Linked DNA regions of Mus musculus: regions 1, 2, 3, 4, 5 and 6 are each linked to region 7. Evidence: chromatin loops called from intact Hi-C (ENCODE). Cell type or tissue: left cerebral cortex. All regions are shown on one strand.

Region 1 (4,000 bases), 120 kb before region 7:
AAAGAGATTAGAGCCAAGACCATGAGTGGTAAGTGCCCAAAGAAGATCAATAGTTTGTGACCGAGACTCTTTCTAGAGCCGGTTCTATAAATCATGCGAGCTCTGGCTTACTCCATGGTTTGAGCCATTGGAGCTTTCAAATGTTAAATGGACTATTGGAGCACGGGGGTGGGGTGGTCATACAAGCGTCAAAGGAAGGGCCTGGTTGAAAGAAGTAGACCACTGGTCCTTGTGAGCTCTTCTCTACTTCCTGCTGCCACACAGTGAGGCATTCTCTCTCAGCTTTAGTCCACCATGATGTGAGCTGCTCCAACCTCAGCTCACTATACACCACAGCTTTCCTCTGACACATGCTAACACTACCATGATATTTTGCCTGAGTGCATGAGTCCAAGTGACCATGGGTGAATCCTCTGAGACCATAAACCAAAGTGACGCTTTCTTTCCTTAATTTCTTTTCTTAATCACTTTTGTCCTGGGGGGATGAGGAGGGACACCTAAGTTGTTGGAGCCTAAAGGTGTCATATGGCTCTCTGTCTAAGTCCCAAGGTTCTTGACAATTATCAAAGGCTTTCTTGTGGTTGCAGTCTCAGGAGTGCTCTCTTGGGGACACCTTCTGGGAAAAGGCCCAAGTGTTCCTGGCATCAAAAATCCCTAAGAGCCCTCAAATCAAAGACTCAACTGTCGATGATCAACAGTTTCAAACTAAGGGCCATCACCCCTTTGAGAGTCAAATGACACTTTCCCAGGAATCACTTAAAACCATAATACCGATGTATTATGGGTAAATATTATTTTGGAGGGTTTTTTTTACCCCAGTTAGGCCATATTGTTCCCCCATAAAAGACACAACAACCTTTATATTTATAATAAGTTTCGAAGCACTAGAGCTGGGCAGCTGTCAACCCTCTGCCATTTTGTCTACTTCTCTGTCAGTAACCCTAAAATACCACTTGGCATATTCTGCCTGGGCTGCTCCTACTCCAACAAGCAGGTCCTCATGGCCATTCTGAGAACCCAAGCCCTGGACCCTTCATTCTGTCCCTCCCTTTTATCCATCTCAGGCTGTAGGCATCAGGGATACTTTGGGGGACAAGGTTTACACAACAAAAGCTGGTATATGTAAAGATCTGCTTGTCTTGGAGCAACCAGATCTTGGGGGTATACAGAATTTAGCATGTGAATACAAGCAGCACCAGACCAAAGCCCTACAATGTTTTTACAGTACAGGTACCTAACAGTGGCAACTCTTACATAATGTAAAAATCTTGTGGTTGGGGGTCACCATAACATGAGGAACTGTGTTAAAGGACTGCAGCATTAGAAAGTTGAGAATCAGTGGTCTAGATGCAGGTTGATGGGTCAGGGTGGCATAGCTTGTGTCCAGGATGTCATGAAAGGAGGAAGAGGTTCCTCCCCTCCCCTCTCTCCCACCTCCCTTCTTTCCCTCTCCCCCCTCCCCTTGCTCCTTTTCCCTCACTCTTCTCTCTCCTCTCCTCTCCCCCTCCCCCTTCCCTCTCTCGCTCCATGTCTTGCATGTTCTGAGCAGTCTTCGGGCAAGGTGTAGTGCATTGCAAGCAATCGTGAGGTATATCACCAAGTAATCTGTTGCTAATAATAAAGTGTTGAACGCTACAAATACATGTACGAGTAGGCTCAAGGTTATTCCCATAAATATTGCCTTCGCTCACTGAATTCTGATGAGGCTCCTTCAGAGGGAAAGGAAATGAGGGAAGGCACAGCAACAGCTGAGAGGGGAGGCGTCCAGAGCAGCCCGACAGGAAGCTAAGCCGCCCTTCTCTGTACCCCAGCTCTGTGAGGTATGTGAAGGCGTGTATCCCTTCTCTCTGGGCACCAGACACAGGGGCATCCATCCATGCCTGGAAGTGGGCCCTGAGGAGAGGAAGAACTTCAGTGGCCAAGAAATATCAAGGGAGCAAAAATGCAGATTCAGAGGCACCACTGTTTATCACCCAGTTGGCAGCTCGTGCTGAGTCTGCTCCTAGCAGATACCGTCAAGACATCGTAGATGGAGAGATTCCCAAAAGTCACTGAAAGCAATGTCATTGGCATGGGTGCGGATGCCATGACTTTCATGACCCAGTTCTGATGTGCTCTCCTCATGTACCAAAGGGGTGAACGGGACTCCTCTACAGATGTGATGCCTGAATTAGAAATCCCAGCTCCTCTCTTCCTGTGTATATTAATTGTAGAAGCTTTATGTGCCCTGTTTCCTTGTGTGCAAGATGGAGATGGCAGGGTTTTTTTTTAAAAATTTATTTCTTTTTATTTATATGAGTACACTATAGCATCTCCAGACACACCAGAAGAGGGCATCAGGTCCCATTACAGATGGTTGTGAGACACCACGTGGTTGCTGGGAACTGAACTCAGGACCTCTGGAAGAGCAGTACAGTGCTCTTAACCGCTGAGCCATCTCTCCAGCCCCTAGAGATGACAGTTAATGACTCTGCCCCACCAGAATTTCACACAACCAATCATGGTAGCACACATCTATAATCCTAGCACTTGACACCGAGGTAGAAGGTGTCATTAGTTCAAGACCAACCTGCTCTACATAGTGAGTTCCAAGCAAGCCAAGACTGCATAGCAAGACCCTGCTTCAAAAATCAAAAACAAAGACAAAAAAACAGAGCCCACAAAGCAATGAGCACAGTGTTGAAATAAAGTGAGTGATGATTTGCAGGACAGCTAGTCTTGTCATTATTACCTCCACTATTGTCACATCACCACCACCACTCACCACCATCACCACCTCCACTACCACCACCACCACCACCACCACCACCATCATCACTATCAACATCTTCCATCACTATTACATCTTAACTATCATCTGTATCATTACTATTTCGGCTGCACTGACAGAGCCTCCTTTATTCTGATATATGATATATGTCAGTGTGCCAAGATATGATATTTCTGTACATGACACTATTCTGCTATAGATAGAGATGTGGGACATTTTCTCTCTGTTATTTATGTGGAGAAGGCAAGTGTCACTGTTAGTTACATTCACACCGATCAGGCACTTACCGTGTTATTTTAAAGCAGGAATGTCTGGATGTTATGTGTGTGGTTAGAAGATGTGTATATTTACTCTTCACAATCCCTACAGATCTCCCATATTTAGGCTGGTTGCATATGCTTGGCGGGTGTTGCCACCATACGCAGTAAGACAATCTCAGAAGAGATTGGAAAAGACATTACTAGAGTCATCTTTGGTAACCATTGGCCTGAAACTTGCGGGTCTCCCTCCATGCAAGATACATGATATCCCTTCAATCAAGAGAGTCTTGAGCAATCAGAGCAAGTGATCATTCTACATACAAGCCCAGGCAAACATCATACCAACACCGTTTATGTGTATCCTGTGGGCAGAAGCATTTTGGAACATGGGGTCAAGTCAGGGATCTGGATTCAAGTCCTGACTCTCACTGACCAGTCCTGAGACCCAAACAAGATAGGGAGGCCTCTCAGCCTCCATTTGCTGCATTGTACAGTGGGACTAATGATAGACCCAGCTTTAATGGTTGTGAGCATTAGAAGAAGCAGATGAATAGAAAGTGCTTAGAATCACAATCGGCCCACATAAGCACTCAATAAACCTTTGCGATTATTGTTATTATGCCTGCCACCACCTCTAATATGTATTTAAGAATTTTTCTAATCTACACACTCTGAAAGAGTTTAAATGTATTTGATGTAAAACTAAATCACTACCCTAATTGGAAAGCTGGCCTTGTGAGCCGTAAGTACTGGGTGACTGTAAACATGAGTGTGTAGCCGATACCAAACAGAAACAACACTTGTCCAGGGGGTGACTGCACCACTCTGGACACTGACTACTGGCCCTGCTGTTCCATACAGGAAGAAATGGCCTCAGAATAAGTAGAACATATTGAAGCAAAGTTACGTTACAAAAACCACAGTCCAGGTCCTAATGCTTCATCTTGGGCTTCAAGCTGTTAAGAGAGGA
Region 2 (4,000 bases), 100 kb before region 7:
CTGGCATTAGAAGTATAAAAGATACAAGATTGAAGGAGTTGTGGGTTCTTCTCCTGCAATCTCAGAGAGCTGCTGAGGTCACATAGTCAGTAATAGGGCTGAAATCCCTGTAAATAGGTTGTGAGAGGCCACTGCATGAAGCTGTGTGAATATGAAGTATGGGTTGTCATGGACATCCCAAACTGTTGGACATACAAGAGTCATGAGACATCTGTCAAGAGCAGCTACACACAAGGAGTGGAGCAAGTCCAAGAAAGAAATGTATGTGGCAGGTGGAAAAACTAGAGGAATAGTCATGTAAACCCTTTGAAACAGAATTCCCTCCCCCCATACCAGACATAGAACCATGGAATTTGGAGTTTACTCTCCTGGATCTTGATCTTACTTTGGTCCAGTTTTTCTTCACAGCCCACATCCCTCCTTTCAGAATGTAAGTGATGTATATTATGTAAGGATGTATATTGCAAGTAGGTAATTTGGGTGTTGTTGTTGTCATCGTTTTTTAAATAAGGGGACACAGTTAACAAATTGCCTTTGAAAGATCCACAAAGTGAGGACTTCCCCACATTCTGACTCAGGAGAGGTGACACCCCAAATCATTCACAAGAAATGGCCTTGATGCAAACCGCAGGAGGACTTTTTATTCCAGGCTCGCTTTGGTCATACACCACGCAGGGGTAGAGGACCGTGGACCCCGAGTAGCTGGGAAAGGGGATATTTAAAGGAAAAAAAACACAACCCAAGAGGGTAGGGAGGGTGTTATTGGAAAATACTGAGAATACCAGTAAAAAAAATCACAAGGGGGTACAAAAATCACAAGTGGAAACTCCCTGCTTCTCAAGATTGTTCTCAAAATTTTAATCTAACTTTTGTGGTCAACCAGGTCCTAGAACAAGGTCACTGAACCAGCTTGTGTAATTACCTGTTCTGTGGTCAGCAAATTTTCAGAACAGGCTGCTTCAGGGACTATTTTTCTCTCTTGGCTCCAACTTGGTCTAGGGGGTCAAACTTAAATTTTCTACCTTACACCTTGAGTCTCAGAAGAGGCATTGGACTTTTGAACACTGTTGAGATGGTTAAAGACTATGGGACTTTTGAAGTTGAACTAAATGCATTTTGTATCATGAAATGACTTCTATGAGGGCCAAGGAGCTGACTGTGGCAGTTTGAATGAGAAATGTCCCCCATAGGCTCATGAGTTTGAACAGTTGGTCTCGGTGGTGACATTGTTTGGAGAGGTTATGGAAAGTTTAGAGTTTACAGCCTTTCTGGAGTACGTGTTCACTGAGGGGTGAACTTTGAGGAGTTATAGCCTTGCCATATGTTGTGGCCATTCTCCAGTATCAACTTGGATATATCTGGACTGAACTACAGCTCAGAAATAGAGAACACACCTGACCCAGATCTTGAGGCAGGAATACAGGATGCCTTTGCCTGGGATCTTGAGGCTGGACGACATAGGCTTTTGATGAGGATCTTGAAGTGTGATGACACACACATTTGATTCAGATTGACAGATGCCTTTAATCCAGATCTTGAGGCATAGTGGCCATGCTTATAACCATCTATAGTGAGAAGGAATTAAAGAAAAGCTTAGGTCCAGACCTGGTGGTACATATCTTTAATCTGAGTATTCAAGAAACAGAGGTATGCAGATCTCTGAGTTAAAGGCCAACCTGGTTTACAAAGCAAGTTTCAGAACAGCCAAGCTTAGGCAGTGAAGGAAACCATTGAAAACATAAAGCTGGTGAAGATGTAATTCAATAAGGGGGCCATGTTCCAGCCCCAGCAAGCAACTTTGGCCATGTGGTCCTGGCTTTAGAATCAAAGATGGAATTTCCCTCTGTGACTAAGGAAAGCCACTGAGAATGTGTCATGGTGTCCCTGAATGGAGGCCTAGAAAATCCATTGTGTGAAGCTGTGAAGTTAATGCCTGGGTTGTCTTGGAGATTCCAGGAGGTTAGAGATGCCAGAGCCATGGGATACCTGCTGAAGAAAGGAATTGATAACAGGGAGTGGAAACAGCCCATGAGAAAGAAGTGTGCTACAGACAATAAAGCTGAAAGAGTTGGAGATCCGAGGAGATGCGGAGTTTGGAGTTTGTCTGCTGGCTTTCGATCTTGCTTTGGTCCAGTGTTTCCTCTCTGTGCTCCCTTCCTCATATTTTGGAATAGTAATGTATATCCTGTGTCATGGTATGTTGGAAGTATGTGATCTGCTTTTTTAATTTTTATTCTATGGGGGATTATAGTTAAGAGATTGCATGAATCTTAGAAAAGACTTTGAACTTTGGACTTTTAAACACTGTTGTGACTATGATAGAATGTGGAGATTTTTGAAATTAAACTAAAAACATCTTGCATTATGTTATAGCTACAAGCCTATGGGGACCCGGGAGAGGAACATGGTGGTGTGAATAACTTTGGCCTCCACAGGTTCATGTGTTTGAACACTTGTCCCATAGGGAGTGGCACTGTTAGAAGGTGTGGCCTTGTTGAAGTACAAGTGGCCTTGTTGGAAGAAGTGTGTCACTGTGGGGATGGGCTTTGAGGTCTCCTTTGCTCAAGCTCTGCCCAGTGTAGAATTCCAGTCTCCTCCTTGCTTCCTGCAGATCAAGATGTGGAATTCTTGGTTCCTCCAGCACCACATCCGCCTGTATGTTACCATGCTTCCTGCCGTGATGATAATGGACTAAACCTCTGAAACTGTAAGCCAGCCTCAATTAAATGTTTGCCTTTATAAGAGTTGCCTTGGTCATGGTGTCTGTTCACAGCAATAAACCCCTAAATAAGATATCTCTCTCTCTCTCTCTCTCTCTCTCTCTCTCTCTCTCTCTCTCTCTCTCTCTCTCTCTCTCTCTCTCTCTCTCCTTCCTGTGTGTGGTTGAAATGTGATCTCCTAGCTTCCTGCTCCAGCTGCTGTGCCTACCACCACCTCCAAGGCCATTAGTAGGCCCTATCCCTCTGGAAACATGAGTTACAATAAAGCCTTTCTTCCTTTAGTTGCCTTTGGTCATGGAATTTTCCCACAGCAACAGAAAAGTAACCAATACAGGAAGAAAGGGAATCCTTCAGTTTATAGTTAAAGGAATAAAGTCTGCCATGGCAGGGAAGATAATGGTGGCAGATGTGTGGGGCACCTGTTCACATGACATTCACAGTCAGAAAGCAGAAAGTAGACAGTAAGCAGGGGCAAGCTATCAAATGTCAAGGCCCACCCGAAATGATCTACTTCCTCCAACATGCTTCCCCTTCAAAAACAGTGTCACCGGCTAGGAAACAAGTGTTCAAACAAATACTCCGATGGGGAATGTCACGGATCTAAACAGCAACGGTCAGTACGCACAAAGAGAGAAGCAACAAAGATCAGAGAAATACAAAGAGATACAAAGTCCTCCAGACTATGTGGGGCTCTGATGCAGCCATGGGAAGCAGTGTTAGCTTGATAATGACACTGCAGGTCAGCAGCAGGAGGGAAGCTCAGCATTGAGGAGCACACACTATTCTCGAAGAGGACCAACGCTCACACCTACCTATAACTCCAAATCCAGGGAGGTGCAATTCCCTCTTCTGGCCTCTACAGGCATTTGAATTCGTGTGCTCATATTTCTACACTGACACACATGTACACACAGTTAAAAACAAAATATATCTTTTATCCAGCTGTGGTGACATACATCTTTAATCCAAAACAAGGGAAACAAGGGAATTTCTGTGGGTTCAATGCCAGCCTGTTCTATCTAGCAATTTCCAGGTTAGCCAGAATATATAGTGAGGCTTTGTCTCTAAATAAATTAATAAATCTTTTTAAAATATGTAATATAAAAGGAACCAGCAGAATTTCAGACATGCAAATAACATGATTGTGTTCTATTACAGAGAATTTTTATAGAAACCATGAGCGCCGCTGGTTGCTGGAACCCAAGATTACCTAACAGACCACCACTCGTTTCTCCCCACACTCCAAAATCATTCCATAGCAACAGAGCCTCAGCATTATT
Region 3 (4,000 bases), 1.1 Mb before region 7:
CTGGTGACTTAGAAGAGGCAACCACAGGGTTACGTTTTGTCTCGAACAACTTAGAGAAGGAAGCAGCAAGTGTGTATGTGTGTCTGTGGGTGCGCGTCTGTGTGTGTATGTGTGTGTATGCGCGCGCGCACGCGTGTCTGTGCTTGGAGAGAGTATATATGTTTCTGATTTTAAGCTCCCGGCTCTCTGACATCAGAGTGGGTTCCCATATCAGGGTGGTGAGGCATTGAGAGAAGCATCCTGGGCGGGTGTGTGCGTGTCGGCGTGCCTTGCGTGGAACAGAGATTGCTGCACCCAGCGCCAGGCACTGGAGGAGGAGGAATCCGTAGCAGAGATCTGAATAATTGATTCTTCAGCAGCACCAGACGCCCGGGAGCGGGCGGAGAGCGTGGTTTCAGCACCAAGGTTGCGCGCCACCGCAAGCTCCCCCCGTCACCAGCCAGACACCTAGGTCGGCCTTGTTCCGCTGCCGCCGTGCGCTCCAGAAGAGGGTGGCCGCGCTCCGCGTCGCCGCCTAGGGACTGCGGGGTCTGCCTTGGCCCGCCTCCGGGGTGGGCGGCTGCAGGCGGACCAGAGCTCCAAACAACGTCGGATTGCGCGGGGGTTGCTGCGTTGCGTCTCGCTGGCTGAGAACAAGTCCTAAGTTGCTGTGGTGGGCGCCTCTGCTTTCCTCTATCCTCCTAGGCGACCGCAGCAGAAGCGTGCCCTAGGATCCTGGCTTCTCCAGTGTTGTGAACCGCGGTGGCCAGGCTCTTTCCTGGGCTCCCGCTGACCAAGTGAGGAACCGAACGCCCAGCTCGGAGCTGGCCCTTCAGCGAAAGGGCCAGGAGGGAGCTGCGGTCCTCTGCCTGCGCCCTTCTCCGCCAGGGACCGCGGGGATCCCCGGCCACACGCGCGCGCGCGCTCCCACACTCACTCACACACACACACTCACACACTCACGCACGCCAAGCAGGAGCAGGACTGCGGAGAGGGTGTCCAGGCGCGCTCAGAGGACCTGGCAGCCGCTGTCCGGAGTGGAGCATAAAGCTGAGCCAGGGCTCTAGGAGAGAGGCTCCTGGGGTGCTGTGCCTGAGCATGGGGCCGGATGAGCTCTGAGAGTCGCGGCGGCAGCAATCAGCCCTGGAGATGACCAGGGGTGGCCACTGCTGAGAACTATGTGGAGAGAGGCTGCGGTGAGTGCTGGCGCGGGACGCCGAGCCTGGGAGGGCCCTGTGAGAAGCTGGTGGGGGGAAGGTATGGATAGGAGGGGGCGGCAGGACGCACAAGAGGGTCGCTACGTGGGAGTGATCACACCTCCCTCGGGGATCCGGGACCGCGGGAGCCCGCGTCCTTCCCTCCCCCTCTTCTCCTCCCGGCTCATAGCAAACTCAGCCAGCGCCCCCTCCTTTCCTGCCCCCCACCCCCCACCCCAGGCTCAGCAGCTCCTGGTCGCACAACTCCCAGTAGCCGGGCGCCGAGGTGGTGGTAGGGGGTGAGGGTGGAGGTTCCCACTAAGCTTCTCGTGGGTGGCCAACCTGGGGCTTCCACTCTCCGGTGCGTCCCTGAAAGGAGCTCTGGTTATCAGCCACAGGAAGTGAAGACCCGCACCGAGGGTGTCATAGGCACCAAGCTCCAGCTCCCTCTCTGGTCGAGCCCCCAGGGTGCATAAGGGGGCTGTGAGCACTGCAGACTGCATCCCTCCCCCCACCTTCCCTTAGCACTGGTGGGCTGACCCTGCCTCTCCATCTCTCCTCCGCCCCGGTTAGAGCCCTGCTGCAGAGCCTCCGGCTGGGATAGCCGCCCCCCGTGGGGGTGATGCGGACAGCGCGGGACAGCCAGGGGAGCACGCAGGGGCCGCAGCATGCGGGAACCCGCTAAACCTGGTGGCTGCTGAGGCGGCCGAGATGCTCGTGCGCGCAGCACGCCCCATTGCATCCTCCACCTTCTCCGGCTACAGGTACGTCCTAGTTGGTGATACGGACTTCCCGGGCCTGGGAGGATATAGGCTCAACCGGTGAAGAGAGAGGAGAGGGTTCAGTAGGGAGATGGGGGGAAAAGAGCGAGGGAGAGAAAACTGGAGAGGGAGAGCCCAATGGCGAGGCGTTGGAGGAGCACCAGGTGGCGCTGCGGCCCTGCACTCCACCTTGCTCACCCTAAAAAGCCAAGGCTGGAGTTTGCCCCAACTTCCCCCGGGGTGCAACAACACCCGAGCCGAAGGGCGCGCGCTTGTACACGCGTGCACGACCGTACAGGCATTTTCAGGCAAGCACTGTTGTGCACCTGGCACAGTGCTTGTGTGCACACCGTCTGAGGACGTTTGAAGGCTCCAGCTGGCCGTGGGCATCTCTAAGGCGGCCTGGGGATATGCGCAGAAAAGCGCGCGTGTCTGTTAGCGTGTGCAGCCCACTGCCCACGTGCATCTAAGATTTGGCTCCAGGGTCTGCAGTGGAAAGACTGAGGAGGGGATGCACACTCCTCATCTATCTGAGAGCTTTTTGGGAGCCTACCCCCACCCCCGCACGTTCTTTGCCAGCTCCCACGCGCTGGCCCACTTGCGGGGTGTTAGGGTGGGGGTGGAAGGCAGAGCTCCTACTCTCCAGAATTCAGCATTTCACACGGCATGAGATTGTATGTTGCTTGTGCGTACCCGTGTGTAGGGGGCGGGTCCAGGGAGGCTTGACATAGAGCTTCTCCCAGCAAGGTAGTGGTGGGGAGTCCGGCCTCAAGTTCCCCTGTGCACCTGAGAGCCCGGGGTCACAAAGAGCACCTACACTTTCAAGCGCTTGTTGTAACCCTCGCATGGGGGGGGGGTGCGGGATCTGCAGCTGGTGGGTGCCACTAAAGGAGCAAGGTCTGTGGCGCACTGGGCGAGCTCCGTGGCGCACTGGGCGAGCTCCCAGGGGGTGGGGTCAGTTAACCCTGTAGGCTCGCCACAGACTCAGGCTGCAGTATGCAGGCACCGCCTCTCACGCTAGGGCTAGTCCGGAGTTCGCTGCTCCTGAGCAGGGGGCGGGGTCGATAACTTGGTCCACGCACTTGCGGAGAGAGAGGGTTGCAAAGAGGGCTTGGCCTGGGCTTCTGATTGTGGGTGGTAGTGGGGTTCATGGCTCTCTGGGAGCCTAGGAGCTGTTGTCTGCGTCAAATTTGGGGAATCTTGTGTGGAATTTGGACCCAGATGGGATTGAGGGAGTCAGCTGGAGACAAGAGAGAAGGAAGGAGGATGCCAGGATGGGCTTGGGGACAGGGATGGCAAAATAGCTCGGCTTGGACTGATACGTGGAGATGGACATGGGTCGAAGAATGTGGATGGCATCAAGGATGAGTATTCTAAAGAGTGACAAAAACAGTCAGAGCTGGTGTCGGGTTTCACATTCGACTCTCAGAGCGGGTGCAGGGGCAGTCTATCCTGTTTCCTGGGCCCCTCACTGACCACCACCTGCCTCTCGCTCTCCTCCACCTTACAGGGACCCTAAGTGGCGACCATGGGCAGACTGGGCTACTGGACCTTGCTGGTATTGCCGGCCCTTCTGGTCTGGCACGGTCCGGCGCAGAACGCGGCGGCGGAGAAGGGTACTCCAGCGCTGAACATTGCGGTGCTGCTGGGTCACAGCCACGACGTGACAGAACGCGAACTTCGAAATCTGTGGGGCCCGGAGCAGGCAACCGGCTTGCCCCTGGATGTGAACGTGGTGGCGTTATTGATGAACCGCACTGACCCTAAGAGCCTCATCACGCATGTGTGCGACCTCATGTCCGGGGCGCGCATCCATGGCTTGGTGTTTGGAGATGATACGGACCAAGAGGCTGTGGCTCAGATGCTGGATTTTATCTCCTCACAGACTTTCATCCCCATCTTGGGCATTCATGGGGGTGCATCTATGATCATGGCTGACAAGGTAAGGCCAGGAGGAGATGGACTGCCAGGGTCCTGGAGGGGTTGTTCTACAAATGGCAGCCACCTCGCGGGGGTGGGGTGGGGTACATCTCCTATTCAGTTGTACACATATACTCAATTCGA
Region 4 (4,000 bases), 570 kb before region 7:
GATACGAATCATCCCATTGTCAGGTATGTCTGCAATATATATAGTACCCACCCATTGGTTATTAAGCTGTCTTCATTATTGGATCAACTGTTATTGGTCTCATGTTTGTCTACATGGATCTTTATTATGAATGCCTATCCTGTGTGATGGAGGATGCTTAAAACCACGTCTATTTCCTACCCACTACAGGTGAGTATCATCACCTAGAGCAGTTGTAGTCACCTAAAACTGTTCCAAACATTCCCAAAGGTCCTCGGGGAAGCTCAAACTGACCCTCAGTTGAAATCAACTAAGATGAACGGTAATCCCTGAAGTGAGAAAGCCCCAAAATAGAGTTGCAATACCACCAGGAAACGGGCTAGAAGTACAAGCTGTAAGACTGGGAAGATGGATCAGTAAAGTGCTTGTCATGCAATCACGAGGACCTAACTTTAAACCCAGAACCCACACTTGCATCCCAGCACTGTGAAGGCAGAGACAGGAGGTCCTGAAGCTTGCTGGCCAGGCAGCGTAACCCAATCAGGACGTTTCAGGTTCCTGTCTCAAATAATAATAATAATAATAAGATTGGTGGATTTTAAGAAACAATACCCAATCTTATCTTCCAGCTTCTCCATGCCATGCATGTGTGTGCATGTAAACACACACACAAAATGCAAACTGTGAGGTAACACAAAAGCCTCCACCGTCAGACTCTGTCTAGGTGATTGTGACAGACTCAAGATTAAAGTTTCTATTCGAAGACTCACAGGACTCATCAAGCCAGCACAGAGAGGATCTCTTGGTGCTGAGGAGTCCAATAGTTCTTCCTAAGAACATACACCACAGACCCATTGCCTCCTCTCAAAATGTCCTTTGCTCCTTAAGCACTGTGACTCCACCCCAAAGCATAATCATCTGACCCCAGAGACATCAGTTTTCTTCCCATTGTTGTCTTCCTCTGTTTGGGTTGCTATAACAAAACACCACAGACTGTGTGGTTTATAAACAACAGAAGTTTGTTTTTCACAGCTCTAGAAAGCTGCCAAGTCCAAGATTAAGTCGTTGACATATTTGCTATCTGTCTGATACCAACTTTCTTGTTCTTAAACGTGGGTTTCCAGGGTCCTCACATTGTAGAAGGTACAGACTCACCTCCTCAGCCCTGTTAGAATGCTATGACTGAGAGTTCCACCCACACGTGTTCCTTATACTCCACATATCTTAGCTTCCCAATATTACCACAGCGGAGGCTGCAAGCATTCATACATATATATAAGAATTCTAGCACTGGTGAGGAGATCTCTCAGAAGCAGGATAGAAGCTTGCTGACCAGAATGGGGGCAAGCAGGGAAAAGGAAAAGCTTCCTTCTTTAATCGCCAAGTATGGAGCTTCGTCACCAGAAGATGGAGCCCAGATTCAGAGTAGGTCTTGGACCTCAAATTATCCAGGTTTAGGGTGGAGCTTTCTACCTGAAATAACCCAGCCCACAAAAATCCCTCACTGGAGTGCCCCCAGCTGTCTATGTTTTAGTTATTTCTGGATGCAGTCAAGTTGACAGTCAAGATTAGCCACCACACTAAGTTCCCTAAGCACTAAAAATTTACATAAGGATAAAACAGAAATGCATGACAGAAAAAAATGGATTTAAGGAGTTATAGTAAGGCACACAAACAAGACCATTGGAAACAGTAATCCCTCATCAATAACAGATAGTTGAGTCCCATGAGCTTTGCAGGAAATCTTAAAAATTTCCAAGGACCAATGGCTTGAATCAAGGAGCATTAGGAAGGAACTTCCTAGTAGGAACAGCACAGGGAGGACAAGAGCAGATACACAGAGATACAAAGTGCCAGGCAGTCTGCAAGGCTATGTGACATAGCAGCAGAATCCAGGGCTCTGAGTGTGAAAATCTCCATACCCCTGCCCTAGTCAGTCAGTAGGACCACATATAACAAGACATGGCACAAGACATTACAACTCTGCAGCGGGACATAAATCCAGTCTAACAGGCCTGGGTGATTCTCCGTATGAGATGTAACAATGTGTTACAGGGAACTGTGGTCCAACAAGGTTGAAGCTGCATAATTCAACATGACAGCTGGGGATGTCTGGGAAGAGGCATCTGTCGCCACACAAAATGTGCTACTTTGCATGGCAGTCGTATGAGAAGACATGAATAAGAATACAACACCAACCAGAACTTGCCAGAAATCAGATGTGGAAAGAGATCACAGACACAGAGAACAAAATACTAGGACTCTATCACAGGGGCTCTTTATGACCCTAAGAGTAAAGCCTCCACTAATAACCATACGTGTTTACTATTAACAATCAATGTGTTGCACAACGTCTGTCCCAGCATCGGGAGTAACTGGGACCAGCAGGACCCAGGCACGCAGGAACTCCACCAGACCAGTGGCACAGGTTTCTTCTGGTCTGGGCTGGTGTCCTGAGCAGACCTTGGGAGCAAACTCCACAGCCATCCCCACAATACCCAGAAGAAGCACCACTCCCAGGTGCTCTGACACACCCAGGATCCCAGGATCCCAGGATCCCAGGAGCTTGCTCACACTAGGATCTCAGGGCCCCAGAGGCAGCTTGACTCCCAGGAGGTCTGACACACCCAGGATCTCAGGAAGGACAGGCTCCAGTCAGATATAGCAAGGGCAGGTAGCACTAAAGATAATCAGATGGCAGGAGGCAAGCATAAGAACGTAAGCAACAGAAACCAAGGTTACTTGGCATCATCAGAACCCAATTCTCCCACCATATCAAATCCTAGATACACCATCACACTGGAAAAGCAAGATTCGGATCTAAAGTCACTTTTCATCATGATGATAGAGGACTTGAAGAAGGACATAAATAACTCCTTAAAGAAATACAGGAGAACACAGGTAAGCAGCTAGAAGCCCTTAAAGAGGAAACACAAAAATCCCTTAAAGAATTACAGGAAAACAATCAATGTGTTATCTCATTTAATTCTATTTATTTGTTTATTTACTTACTTTTACTAACATTTTGCATGTGTGTATAGTTATGCTTTCTATTTCTCCTGTACTATTTCATAGTAAAAGCACAATAAAACTTTGTGCATAGTAGGTACAATAGAAGTCTATACATAGTAGGAAATCTGTCAACATTTATGGGCATGGGGCCAAGCAGCATTTGGCATCAAAAAGAGAAAGAATTTGAAGGTAAAATCAGTTCATGCCTTTGTTTCTAACACGGAATCATGAGGGAGCATAAAGTTAGCATCTTTTTCCTCCTTCTCGTAAAAGTTGAAGAGGATTCCTCTCTAGAAGCTATGATAAATGAGGTAAAAAAATTTTTTCAAGAATATTACAGTGTTGCACAAGCAGTTACCTTCACATATTTATAGCCAGATCTCATTAAGTTTTATTAAGGCTGGAATCTGACATGTTGGATGGAGGCTAGAGGACATTTACCAAATTAATGGTGTAAATGAAGTTGCAATGAGCATGCCGTTCCCTCTTGAAGAGGTTGCAGGCACTTGAGAAGCATCTGTCATTAGGAAAATTAATTGGTGCTACATGTATGATAGGCTATTAATTGAATATAAAGTCTCAAGGGACACAAAATAGAGTAGGTTACTATACTTCCCTGTGCTTCAGTTTTCTTATCTCTAAAATTTACATAGGGTAACCTAATTCACAGTCAAATAAGGGATCAAATAAGAAAATGCATATATTTACACAAAGGCAGGTCAGCTCTGAATATACCTTACTTGCCTGGCATGTATACAATCCTAAGCTCAGCCACCAACGTCTCAATCAGTGAAACAATTCACCCTTGCAGTGCTATATCCATATATAAATACAAGCAAATATAAGTGGATTGTTTCAAGGTTAAGATCACATATTTGGCAGTCAGAAATAGGTGGGAAATTTTGCTTTGCCAAGAGGGTGTGATTGTAAGTAAACTATATCCTTTCCCTGTCACCCATCAGTTATCCCACTGGTAATATAATAATGCCATTGGGCTGTTAAAGAGAAA
Region 5 (4,000 bases), 130 kb before region 7:
GAAGAAAAGTATATCTGCCCAACACACCTGTCCACAGTGCAGTGCATCAGCCCAACACACCCGTCCACAGTGCAGTGCATCAGCCTGAGACACCTGTGCACAGTGCAGTGCATCAGCCCAACACACCTGTCCACAGTGCAGTGCATCAGCCTGAGACACCTGTGCACAGTGCAGTGCATCAGCCCAACACACCCATGAACAGTGCAGTGCATCAGCCCAACACACCTGTGCACAGTGCAGTGCATCAGCCCAACACACCCATGCACAGTGCAGTGCATCAGCCTGATACACCTGTGTACACTATAGTGCACCTGGCTGACACACCTGTGCACACTGCAGTGTATCTGGCTGACACACCTGTATACAGTGCAGTGCATCAGCCAGACACACCTGTGCTCAGGCAGAGAAAGCTGGAGACGCTTGAGGAAAATGAGAGAGATGGTTGTAATGGAGGACTAGCCTGAGGAATAAAGCCATTTCGCAGAACTTGAGGTAAATTCCTGATCACTGGGGCCAGAAGAAGCTTCGCTGTGGAGCAACTCAAGTGTGTGCTTTGAGATCTCTCGAGAGCCTATCCAGGAGGTTCTGCCTCGGGTGGTGGCCAGACAGGGACTAGAATTTACATTTCTTAAAGGAAAACTCCTGGTGTCCACAGTGTTGGCCCACCCTGTCCACCTTCCTCTGTGGTCCCCAAACTAAGATAATAAATATCCATAATCCAAAAATCCAAAATCCAAAACTGAGCAAATTAGACCACGAGTGGGAAATTCCACATGTGACCTTGCATGACAGCTGCAGTCAAAACACAGGTGCATGGAAAAGTTTATAAAACTGACCTCTGGCTATGCATAAAAGATACATACAGAACATACCTGAATGCAGGGTTCAGACTCAGGGCCCTTTCCCAAGACACCCCACTGTATCTGTGCATGTATTCCAACATCCTAGTCCAAAGCACTTCTAGTCCCAAGCATTTTAGATGAGAAAACGTGATGTGTGTTTGTTGAGCATCTACTATACACTGGACCAGAGAGAAACTGAACTGTAATAGACAATAGACAATAGAGGCTGGGGAGATGCCTCAGTGGATGAAACACCGGCTGTGTGAGCCCTCAAGCTTGGTTAAGTAAGTTCTCAGCTGAGTTAGGAGCCCCAGCCTCCCGGAGAAGAAAGTAAATCGCCCCAGCACTACAGGGCTCCCTGGCTAACCAGTGTAGCCACAGATGAGCTCTAGATTCAATGGGAGACCCTGTCTCAAAATAATAAAAAGGAGAAGCAATTGAGGATAACAACCCAATGTCATCTCTGGCCTCCCATACTCTGCAGGCCCAGGCAAGTGCATTTAACAAATGCATGTGCCTCACACATACTTGTAGAAACAGCAGTGAGTCCTCTTTGTTCTGAAAACAGTCCCTTCATATCCTGCTCAGGGTCTAGGTTATAATGCCTCAGTGGCCTTGAGACACCGCAGCCACACTGCCTGCACCCAGAAAAGGAGACAGCTGGCTTTTACTCCAAATGCGTACCTTCTCCCTCTAGACTCTGACGCCTCTGCTTGGAATGTTCAAAAAGAAGCCAGGTTGGCATGGTGAAACCTGCTGGGTTAGGTGATTCAGGGTGTCTGGTGTTTGCAGCCAGGATGCCCAAGACCTCTTTGGGTCCCAATCCCCTAAAAGAAGTACTCTTCGGTGGAGCTCCTGTAATGCAAATGCATGCCCCAAAATAAAAGCAAGACAATGAAGTGGCGAATTCCAAGGCAGGTTAATGTTCTCACTCACAGGGTTCTCGGTCATTGGGGTCCTGGAGTGTGCTCCCGCGCCTCATGTCGCGATGCTACCACCTAGTGGCGATGCGCAAATCAGCTGCGGAAGCCTGGGCGTATGAACTGCCAGATCTTAGGGTAGGCTGCATCCTGTTAACACCAGCCTGGGCGGTGGCTGTTTTTAGCTGGGTCTCTCCTTCTGTGCCACTTTCATCATGGAAACTGGCTCTCTAGGCCCAAAAAAAGCTGCGGCGTGCTCTGCAAAAGCTGTTTGAGGGCCAATTTTAGCTGCATTTCTTGAAATTTGGACTCGGAGGAGGAAGGAGGGATGTGCGGTTCCCAGGAAGTTCTGCATCTTCCTTCCGGGGAAGGAGGTGAGATCATCCACCCTTTGGCTTTCAGCTTCTACAAAAAGAAAAGAACTTTGGGATTTTTTTTTTTTCTGAGGCAGCAGCCGCTGTGTGTTCTGAGAGCTTTACCATGTTCTCTTAGAATCTTTTCTACTTGGGCCGTCACACTGCTACCTCACAAGAAGGCTTAGAATTATGGATATAAGGAAATCAAGACTTGGAAAAGTGACTTGGCTAGCGTCAAAAGGCCGGCAACTCAGAGCTGTGATATCACCTCCAGTCTGTGCTCTGAACCTACAACCCAAAGCACCCATTGCGAGTTGAAAAGTCCAGGACTAGGGAGGCAGAGCAGTTGGTAGACTGTGCTGGGCTTGCACTAGGCCGGGTTCTCACAATAACTGGGTGGACGGCACACAGCCTGCCATCCCAGCATGCTGAAAAGGAAGCAGAGGCAGGAAGATCAGAGAAAGGGGAAAAAATAAAAACAGAGATGGGCGTCCAGGCATCACATGTACCCTGCTGCCAGCTCACTGGCCACCGCAGACAAGTCGATCTCTCTGGGTCTGTAAAATGGGTGTATGAACCCCAGAGCCTACATCACAAAGTTGTGAGCATTCAAGGAGAATTATGAAGGCCCCTGACTTAGTAGCTCCATGTCTTCGCTTGAGGATCATCTTAGACTTCCACACTCTCCTACTCATTCCAGAAGACAGACTCTGGACACACACACACACACCCGACAAGGCCCAATATGTCCTGTGATTGTTGTTTGCTATGAGCCGAGGACTAGACCTTGTTGTCTGCACAGGTGCTCCGCACTGCCTGAGCCTACTTTCCTGGAGCTGTTTTCCAGGGAACAGCATTTCACAGACCTGAGAAGTGACTCTCTGGAGCTGTGTCTGTATCTCATCTCCTGTCACACCAGGGAGACAGTATATTAAACACTCCCGAAGGTAGATGCTTAACACCACAGCGTGCCCAGTGCCCTTCACAACACCTGGCACACTATAGGTCTATGCTAATGTAGGAGCAGATGACCACCTACTATATGTCAGACCTTTATGCTAATTGTTAGAAGTGCCAAACATTGGGCAAGATACAGAACACAATTAGGATTTGAAAAGTAGCCAGGCAGAATTGATGGAGTAGGTGACTTTGAGAGAGTAAGTATGGGGTTAGGGAGATGACCATGAAGTCACAAAAGGACCCCAACACACATTGGGGCTTATCCAAGTGGAGGGCTATCAAACAACCCTTCTGTCATAAAGTTTGAGTCTAAGATGTCTCCCACAGGTTCATGTGTTGCTTGTGCTGTTTTGGAGGGTCATGAAGCCTTTAGGAGGTGGAGCCTGCTGGAGTTAGTGTGTCACACAGGGAAGGCCTTAAGGTTTGCTAGCCCAGTCCTGTTTTCTGACTCCATCCCATGTGACAAACACTGCACATTCCTCTGCCCCACCTCACCCATTGTCTTAGTCAGGGTTTCTATTCCTGCACAAACATCATGACCAAGAAGCGAGTTGGGGAGGAAAGGGTTTATTCAGCTTATAATTCCATACTGCTGTTCATCACCAAGGAAGTCAGGACTGGAACTCAAGCAGGTCAAGAAGCAGGAGCTGATGCAGAGGCCATGGAGGGATGTTATTTACTGGCTTGCTTCCCCTGGCTTGCTCAGCCTGCTCTCTTATAGAACCAAGACTACCAGCCCAGCGATGGTCCCGCCCACAAGGAGCCTTTCCCCCTTGATCACTAATTGAGAAAATACCCCACAGCTGGATCTCGTGGAGGCATTTCCTCAACTGAAGCTCCTTTTTCTGTGATAACTCCAGCTGTGTCAAGTTGACACAAAACTAGCCAGTGTGAGGAGCCGCCCTCACGGTCGCCATTACAA
Region 6 (4,000 bases), 590 kb before region 7:
CTCTAGCTTCATATGTACCAGAAGATGGCCTAGTCGGCCATCAGTGGAAAGAGAGGCCCATTGGTCTTGCAAACTTTATATGCCTCAGTACAGGGGAACGCCAGTGCCAAGAAGTCGGAGTGGGAGGGGGTAGGGGGGGTATGTGGGACTTTTCGGATAGCATTGGAAATGTAAATGAAGAAAATACCTAATTAAAATATAAATAAATAAATAAATAAATAAATAAATAAATAAATAAATAAATAAAACTTGAACATATCACTGGGAAGGAAGCAACTGAACTCACTGACACAAGTAGCCAGTTTTCCCAGGAATTCTTGGTGTGATCTTTGAATTAACTAAGGACTTGATCAAGACTGGAAAGATGACACAGTTGGTAAAGTGCTTACAAGAAGCAAGCATGAGAACCTGAATCTGATCTCCATAAAAGCCCTGCAATGTTCACCATAGGCCTAGCACTGGGATGTATGTAGGGGGCAGGGCACTGGAAGATCCGGGGAGTTTGATGGCCAGTCAGTCAATCTAATTGGTTAGCTCCAGATTCACTGAGAGAGGCTGTTTCAAAAAATAAAGTGGAGAGTGACTGAAGAAGACACCTGCTATTGACTACTGGCACACACATACATGTACGAGTACACCCAAGTGTGGACACGCACACACGCATACATACACATACAAGCACAAATAAGTATGCATAAGTGTGCACATGAGCATACACACACAAGTAGGTTTAAGTGTTCACACAGACATACACATACACACACACACTCACATATGTACACACAAAATTAACTATTTGACCAAGAAGACTCCCAGGAGACATGAATACTTAAGTGATAGATAGCATAGTGGCCCGGCCCTGAATTGTGCTCACTGCACACATTCGACTGGACTGCAGGCTGTGTCTGCACTTCTACATTTAATTGAATCTTCTAACACTTCTTTGAGATGGGTGACAACAGCTTTTCTTTTCACCATCTGGCAGGCCCTGTAAAAACCATCAGTTACCCAGTCTCAAAAAGGAGTAAGACAAGACATGGAGAGGTTAATGGGCACTCAGGACCTCCTTAGGCCATCAGTCGTTGGTGTCAGGCTGAGATGTGGTTACCTACTTGCTTTCTGGCTGTGAGAATCAACTGTGTGCCAGCATGAGTCATACACAGTGGTGATCTTTCTAGTAAAGTAAGAAAACTTGTATGGGTCGAGTTTCCTCACTTTGAGTGCCTGTTGTACTAGATGCACCCAAAGCTCCGCCATTCCTGCTGCTTTCTGTTGGCTCTCTGTGCACAATGGCACAGTCTGTAGCTACCAGGACATCTTCACATGGAGGACTTCAGAAGATGGCACTCTCCCATCAGAACATCAGGTTTCCCTGAAGGATTCCATGACATGGGATGTGTCCTAGATAGATTTAGGAATTGCCGGAGAACAATTTATGAAATGCTGATGCAGGGTGTGGCAGTATCAACCTGCATTCCCAGTGCCAGAAAGGCAAAGACAGGCAGATCCAAGAGGTGACAGGACAGCCAGTCTAGCTGAATCAGCAAGATCTGAGGTCCATGAGTGAGGCCCTATCTAAGAAATTAAGATGGAGAGTGAGAGATGGGGAATGACTCATGGAGAAAGTATGGGCTGTTCTTCAAAAGGACATGAGGTCCCAGGATACTGTCTGTAAGTCTAGCTCCAGGGGAATCTGATACCTTTGGCCTCTGTAGGACAAACACACACACACACACACACACACACACACACACACACACACACACACAATGTCTGGCTTTTACCCCCAAAGATCAGGTTTTAGTAGGCCTTGTATGTAACCACAGTCTACATGTGAAAAGCACACTAGTAGCTTTGTTATGGAGACAGCCAAGAATGAGAACCACTGCCCAGGCAGCTGGCAGGATGGGAGGGGGCAGCAGATGCACCTAATATTCATTCACTAATTATTATGTAACCCAAATTGGTATACAAAGTTTCGATCAATTATAGACTCACCCTAAAAAGCAGCAACTGTCATTGGCCTGATTTTACAGGAGATGGAGCTTAGAGAAGCCTAGTGACCTAAGGAACGTTACCCAGCTAGGAACTGGCAGAGCTTGGCTGGAGACTGTTGCCATCCTTCATCACGCTCTATGTCTCCCTCTATTGGTCTATAGGATGTGTTCCATGAGTCTTTACCAAAGAATAAATGAAATGTCAAAATCTTACCTTGACACTTGATACAGACCATCACACACTGGGCACCACAATCTTTTAGCCAATCTCACAACGAAGGACTTTATCTCTGTCCCAGGCTGCTCAGGTGTTTGTGGGACTCTATAGACTGATGGTCAGTGGCCAAGTGAAGCAAGCTCAAAGAGGCTTCAGCACTCCCTCCTCCTGGTCTGTCCCCTTGCCTGCCTGGTAGTCTGTAGGGAACTGAGACCAAGGCAAGATTCAGATGAGAGAGGACACTGAGCCCTTTTGTGTGACGTGCTCCTCAGACATCAGCCCATATGCAAGTCATCGGGGGACTCTGCAGACACAGATATATCCTATTCAGAAGAGCTGGGGTAGCATCAGAAGTGTGGATTCTGCAGACCCACAGATGTCACAGGTAGCAGCAAGACACTGGAGGAATCTGACAGGACAGCACACCACATGGCGTTTGAGAATGTCAGCTTTCCCTACTTAGAGTCCTCCTTTATACCCATGGCTAATCTGTGTCTTCCGTACCTCACACAAAGAGAGACACAGGGAGACAGGGCTGAACCCCTTCTCGAGTTCTGCTTCAATCCCTGTTATATACGTGTGCAAAGTAGGTTATAAATACCCCAGTGATGGCTAATCTTGGTTGTCAACTTGACTATATCTGGAATCAGCTAAAACACAATCTGCTGGGCTCACCTGTGTGTGTCTTTCTTGATCAGATTAGCTAAAGCAGGCAGACCCACCCTAAATGTGGGTGGCACCTTCTGGTAGCAGCCCAGATAAAAGAACATGGAAGAAAACTGCTTTTTGCATGCCTGTCCTTACTCTTGCTGGAAAGTCTGTCTATCCTGATGCTTTAACATTCCTTCACTGCTGTTAGAAGCAGCATCTTTAGGGTTCTGAAGTACACTGAAGTCGCTCTCCAGACACCCTCCATGTCTTCAATACCAGATGGGGACTGCTGAGATCTCTCAGCCTCTCCAGGGTGAGACAGCCATTGTTGAATTATCCTAACTGCGCCTTGTAAAATATATCCAATAAGTATTAAATATGTGTATGTATATATGTATATATTAATAGAATGTATATATGTGCATATCTATGTGTGTATAATATATATATTAGAGAACCCGGAATAAAACAATTCTTCCCCAAACATCACTTTTGATTCCACACTGCAGGCCCAGTACAACAAGCCTTATGTATTCTTACAAACTACACGGGGAATTAGAGTAAACAGTATTTGTTATACTTGACACCACCTCAAGACACCAACTGCCTCAGGAATTTTCAAATATATTCTTCCCAAGTTCTTTGAAAGGGGTGTTATGGTCTGCAATTTAGTGTACCCTCAAAATCTTGGGTTTCAAAGGCTGAGTTTTCTAGTGTGAAATCAAGATGCAGAGCATTTGCGAGAAGGTATTGGACTATGAGGTGTCCTTGTTGGTGGATCAATTCACTGATGCCTTCATAGATTAGCAAACAGGGCTTGAGAGAACTATTTTGTTCTAAATAAAGATCTCTCTCTCTCTCTCTCTTTCTCTCTCTCTCTCTCTCTCTCTCTCTCTCTCTCTCTCTCTCTCTCTCTCTCTCTCTCTCTCTCCATCCCTTCTCTCTTCCTGCCCTCATGAGGTGAGCAACTTTCACCACATGCTTCCCATGACATTTTACCCCAGCACAGGCTAAATGATAAACATGGGTTTAAAGCTCTGAAGCCAAGGTCCAAGCAGGCAGCCCTGAGTTCAGATGTAGATCAAATGAAGTCAAGTCAGCCAGATAACATGTTCTTATAAGCTTAGAAAACTAC
Region 7 (4,000 bases):
TGCACTCGGGAGAGTGGGTCCTTTGCCTGGTCTGTGCAGCACAGTAGAGCTGGCCCTAGTAGCAGGGCCGCAGGTGATCCGGCCCTAAGGTAAAGCCAGCATGGGAGCGCTGGCCTCACCACTCCTCCACCATGGGGTTGTGCTGGTGTGGAGGTGAGGCCCTTCCCACACCTAATTGCTGGAAAGCCTTCTGGGATACCACTTGGCAGAAAATGGGCTTCAGGCAGGAATCTGACATTGGAAGTAAGCTCAGGCAGGACTCTGACATTAGGGCATAATAAGGAAGTCAGTTTCAGTAAGAATCTAACTTTAGGCTGTAATAAGGAAGTCGGGTAAGGCAGGAATTTTAGGATGTCTCAGGATGGAACAGAAGAACTAGGCTTCAGGCAAGATTTTGGGCTTGGACGAGGAAGTGGGCTCAAGTGTTGGGTCATTATAACAAGCCCTTTTAAACAACTGCCATGGGAGTAATCACAGGACTTCGCTTACTGCCTTGTTAGTTCCTTATTGTACTGCTCGCCCAAAATACCTGCATGTAATTAAAATGTATAAAAAGTGGATTGGAAAATTAAATTTGCCTTCAGTCTGAGAATTGACTTGGGTCATGCTACAATGTTGTCTAACTATCTTTTTTTCTTTTTAATCCTCACTCCCGCGCTGGAGAACCTGTTGACTGACTGAGCGGGCTTGGTCAGACTCACCCCTCACCACGCCCAGCAGTTAGGAAAGCTGGCCCTGGGTCCTGAGAGCAGGAACGCTGGCCCAGCCTCTTGCCAGCTACAGCACTGAGTGGGCCTCGAACTTTTACTGAGCAGCACAGTGGAGCTGGCTGGAGAGGTATGGGTACAGGTGAGCCACCCAGAGGGCATGACAGCAGAAGAGCTGCCTCCTTCCTGCCAGTAGCAGCATTGGGTGGCCTAGCCAGGGCAGTGCTGGAGAGCTGGCCCTGGTGGTGTGGTAAGGACTGGAGGGCTGACCTGCTCAACTGCCACCCATGCCCAGATCCAAGGCTTTTGAGTTGGCCTATCCCAACATCTACCTCACCTGTGAATTTGGGGGGGGGGGTGTGAAAGGGCCACTCCGGCTGATCCAAAACTCCAAGATCTCATGACACAGGGGAACACATAGGATAACCAGGAGGAGTCCCAGTGAGAATTCAATGTTGGTGTCACAGAAGCCAGAGTCTTCTAACCAGACACATTGCAATGAGCATTCGCAAGTGAAGGCATGTGGACAGAGGGATATCCTGTGGGACACACTGGGACACACTGCAGCTTCCACCATGAGATGTTTTCTATGCTTTGGGTGGGTGTGTGTGTGTGTGTTATTCTGGGGGAGTTGAAAGGGCAGAGGGCAGACACGAGGGGACAGGGAGATGAGCGAAACTGGGGTACATGATGTGAAACTCACAAAGAATCAATAAAAAGTTTTTAAAAATAATAAAAATAGGGGTGGGAGGAAAAAAAAATAAAAAATTAAAAAAATAATAATAATAAAAATAAAAGCATTTAATTGGGAAGCTTGTCTACAGTTTCAGAAAGTCCATGATCATCATGCAGAGGAGCATGACAGCAGGCAGGCAGGCAGGCAGGCAGCAGGCAGGCAGGCAGGCAGCAGGCAGGCAGGCAGGCAGGCAGGCAGACCTGGCCCTGGACAGAGCATAGCGTTTACATCTGATCCACAGCTGCAAGCAGAGAGAGACACTGGGCCTGGCCTGGCCTTTTGAAACCTCACAACCCACCCCAGTGACATGCTTCCCCAACAAGGCCATACCTCCTAGTCCTTCTCAAACAGTTCCACTAACCGGAAGCCAAGCATTAAAATTTATGAGCTTACGGGGACCATCCTGGTTCAAACCCCTACAGTTCCTAGCCCAGTTCTTGTTTTTTTAACACTTGTTTACTTGTTTGTTTGGGGGTAGCAGGTGCATGACTGCAGAGTACAGCCCTGGGAGCCAGTTCTCCTCTCTACCCAGTAAATCCCAGAGACTGGGTTTGGTGGCAGCTTCATTTACCCAGTGAATCGTGTCGTCTTCTCTCTTGCCTTTCTATAGGAAAAAAACACTGTTCTTTTTTCCCTCTGGCTAATCCTTCTGTGGACACACACATGCAGTGCAAACGGGGTATTGCATAGAACACGCTGAGGCCAAGGGTAACAGCTTCCCACAGCACGATCTGCACTTTCATTTTCTTCCATCTGCGGAGGCAGGATCACACTACTCAGTTGCTGGTTGCCAGGTAGCTCCAAGCAGAGCATCCCCTTACTTTCCTCTGCTGAAAGGAACAGGCAGAAAAGACACATAGAGGTCATCTCCTGGCAGGAAGCAGCACGGGCAGCTTCTTAGGTACCCGACACTCAGAGGAACATGGTGCGCTGGCGCCCCCTGCTGGTTGAGTTTAGAATGACTGAGAAACTGTTGTGGCAGGAATGTGAGAGTCTCAAGGTCTTGGTGCCTGACTCCTGGCTCTGCTTGCATCCTATTCTAAGAATCAAATTCCCAGGAAGGCACTTAGTTTCTCCAAAACCATCCCGGGAAGTGGCTTCACGATACAGTTGGGTAGTCTAACATGCACAAGGACCTGGGTGTAACCAGGTACACCTTTAAGCCCAGCAGAGACAAGCAATCTCTGTGAATTTAAGGCCAGCAAAGGTGGGACATTCCTCTAAAGGAACAGGTTTGTACATTCACGCTCGAGGCTGGCCCTGGCTGCAGAGTAAGACCCAGTTTCAAATAAAAATAACAAAAGCCCTACTTTAAGTTTTCAGACACATTCTGACAACTGCCTCACTAACAGCTGCTATTTAGTATCTCATTCGCTCACTACTCTTTAAAAAAAAAAAAGCCAGGAGGTGGTGGTGGCACATGCCTTCAATCCCAGCACTGGAGAGACAGGGAGACAGAGGCAGGCATGCCTCTGAGTTCCAGGCCAGCCCTAGGACTACACAGAGAAACCCTGTCTTGAAAAAGTAAACAAACAGCCAGAAGTGCCTTTGTTTCTTTATTGGCACACATGGCACAGGGTATCTGTGAGGTCAGAGACGACTTTCAGGAGCCCAGTGTCTCCAGAGCAACTGTTGAAGCTGCCTGGCTCTTCAGGCTCCGTCTATGTTAAACAGACATTTTGCCAGTGGCATTTACTTTAAGGATTTTAATAAAAGGGGTATCTGACATGAGTTCCTACCAATATCCCCAAAGCGGAAGGCTCGGAGCGTTTCTTCAACACAGAAAACAGCATGAGGTTGAAAATGCCTCCTGGACATTAAAGAGCATTTCAGAGGGGCTAGTGATGTCACAGTCGACCCTGAGGCCCTGGACTCCTGAATAGGGAGAAGAGACTCTGTCTATGGGAAGAGCCTCATTGACCAGTACTGGCCACAGTGCAGATGCTGGGCCAGCAAGATGGCTCATGGAGCAAAGGCCCTTCCTTGCCCCTAGCCTGACAACCTGAGTTAGACCTCCACCACATGGTGGAGAGGAGAGGACAAACCTGACTCGTCCTTGGACTTCAACACATGCTGCTGGCAAGCATGGGTGAGCACACACGCACATAGTGAGGATTGTGAGTGGTGTGGCTGTACACGCCTATAACCCCAACACTCAGTAGGCTAAATCAGGGGGCTCACCCCAAGTTCAAGGCCAGCCTGAACAACAGGGTGCTTTCTAGACCAGGGCTGGTCATGGCAAGATTTTAAGTAAAAAGGATAACATCTAAATACTCTAAGTTGAATTGTATAATTTGAGTGAATTCTATGATATGTGCAACTTTTTTTTAAGAGGGATTTTTTTTTTTTTTAAATAAAAGACATCTTGGGGAGGGGCATCCTGTTTTATAGAACAGGCTCATAACAGCACTTGATGAAGGCCACACAGTGGCCTGTTCTGGATTCAAAGTGCAGACACTCAGGTGAGGCCCTGTTCTGTCCTGCCTTCTGTCTCCTTCCACACCGGCTGTGGCCCCCTCCAAAGTGAGAGGCTTGACACTGGAGACCTTCAAAGGGC

The links. A loop is a pair of places that touch in the nucleus more often than their neighbours do. Peaks named below come from ENCODE experiments on the same cell type or tissue, not always from the same donor. Only the 100,000 strongest peaks of a DNase experiment are listed, where the experiment ranks them.
Region 1: a loop joins it to region 7, with 5 times the contacts of the local background. A loop is called at or near these places in 21 of 42 quality-filtered maps.
Region 2: it touches region 7 in a loop (3-fold over the local background); 4 of 42 quality-filtered maps call a loop at or near these places.
Region 3: a loop joins it to region 7, with 8 times the contacts of the local background. A loop is called at or near these places in 20 of 42 quality-filtered maps.
Region 4: a loop joins it to region 7, with 2.6 times the contacts of the local background. A loop is called at or near these places in 2 of 42 quality-filtered maps.
Region 5: it touches region 7 in a loop (6-fold over the local background); 20 of 42 quality-filtered maps call a loop at or near these places.
Region 6: a loop joins it to region 7, with 3 times the contacts of the local background. A loop is called at or near these places in 2 of 42 quality-filtered maps.

What each region holds. Positions count from the first base shown.
Region 1 is chr16:8,998,717-9,002,716 of GRCm38, reverse strand. All of the region lies in intron 1 of Gm30444 (a long non-coding RNA gene), which reads right to left. Among named protein-coding and RNA genes, the nearest start is that of Gm30444, 3.2 kb to the right of the region's middle. In left cerebral cortex, a CTCF peak has its summit at 2,319 (motif pointing right); DNase peaks (open chromatin) are centred at 1,848 and 3,087; H3K27ac peaks cover 300 bases.
Region 2 is chr16:8,985,278-8,989,277 of GRCm38, reverse strand. No RefSeq gene overlaps it. Among named protein-coding and RNA genes, the nearest start is that of Gm30444, 10 kb to the left of the region's middle. In left cerebral cortex, no CTCF peak of the experiment used is centred here; no DNase peak of the experiment used is centred here.
Region 3 is chr16:9,991,998-9,995,997 of GRCm38, reverse strand. Grin2a (glutamate receptor, ionotropic, NMDA2A (epsilon 1)) reads left to right here and starts at 185. Exons shown (of 14, transcript NM_008170.4): 1 at 185-1,175; 2 at 1,749-1,939; 3 at 3,447-3,878. The coding sequence starts at 3,465. In left cerebral cortex, CTCF peaks have their summits at 2,098 (motif pointing right) and 3,570; DNase peaks (open chromatin) are centred at 2,394, 3,211, 3,600, 3,843 and 5 more places; H3K4me3 peaks cover 4,000 bases; H3K27ac peaks cover 4,000 bases.
Region 4 is chr16:9,450,318-9,454,317 of GRCm38, reverse strand. No RefSeq gene overlaps it. Among named protein-coding and RNA genes, the nearest start is that of Gm41418, 170 kb to the right of the region's middle. In left cerebral cortex, no CTCF peak of the experiment used is centred here; DNase peaks (open chromatin) are centred at 1,369 and 2,081; H3K27ac peaks cover 760 bases.
Region 5 is chr16:9,007,467-9,011,466 of GRCm38, reverse strand. It overlaps a transcript of Gm30444 not described here. Among named protein-coding and RNA genes, the nearest start is that of Gm30444, 12 kb to the right of the region's middle. In left cerebral cortex, a CTCF peak has its summit at 1,845 (motif pointing left); a DNase peak (open chromatin) is centred at 1,952; H3K27ac peaks cover 3,284 bases.
Region 6 is chr16:9,467,733-9,471,732 of GRCm38, reverse strand. No RefSeq gene overlaps it. Among named protein-coding and RNA genes, the nearest start is that of Gm41418, 190 kb to the right of the region's middle. In left cerebral cortex, a CTCF peak has its summit at 2,163 (motif pointing left); DNase peaks (open chromatin) are centred at 1,020, 2,186 and 2,795.
Region 7 is chr16:8,882,212-8,886,211 of GRCm38, reverse strand. It overlaps Gm30310 (a long non-coding RNA gene), which reads right to left. Exons shown (of 3, transcript XR_001781949.1): 1 at 2,015-4,000. Among named protein-coding and RNA genes, the nearest start is that of Gm30310, 2.6 kb to the right of the region's middle. In left cerebral cortex, a CTCF peak has its summit at 2,386 (motif pointing left); a DNase peak (open chromatin) is centred at 2,367; H3K4me3 peaks cover 271 bases; H3K27ac peaks cover 720 bases.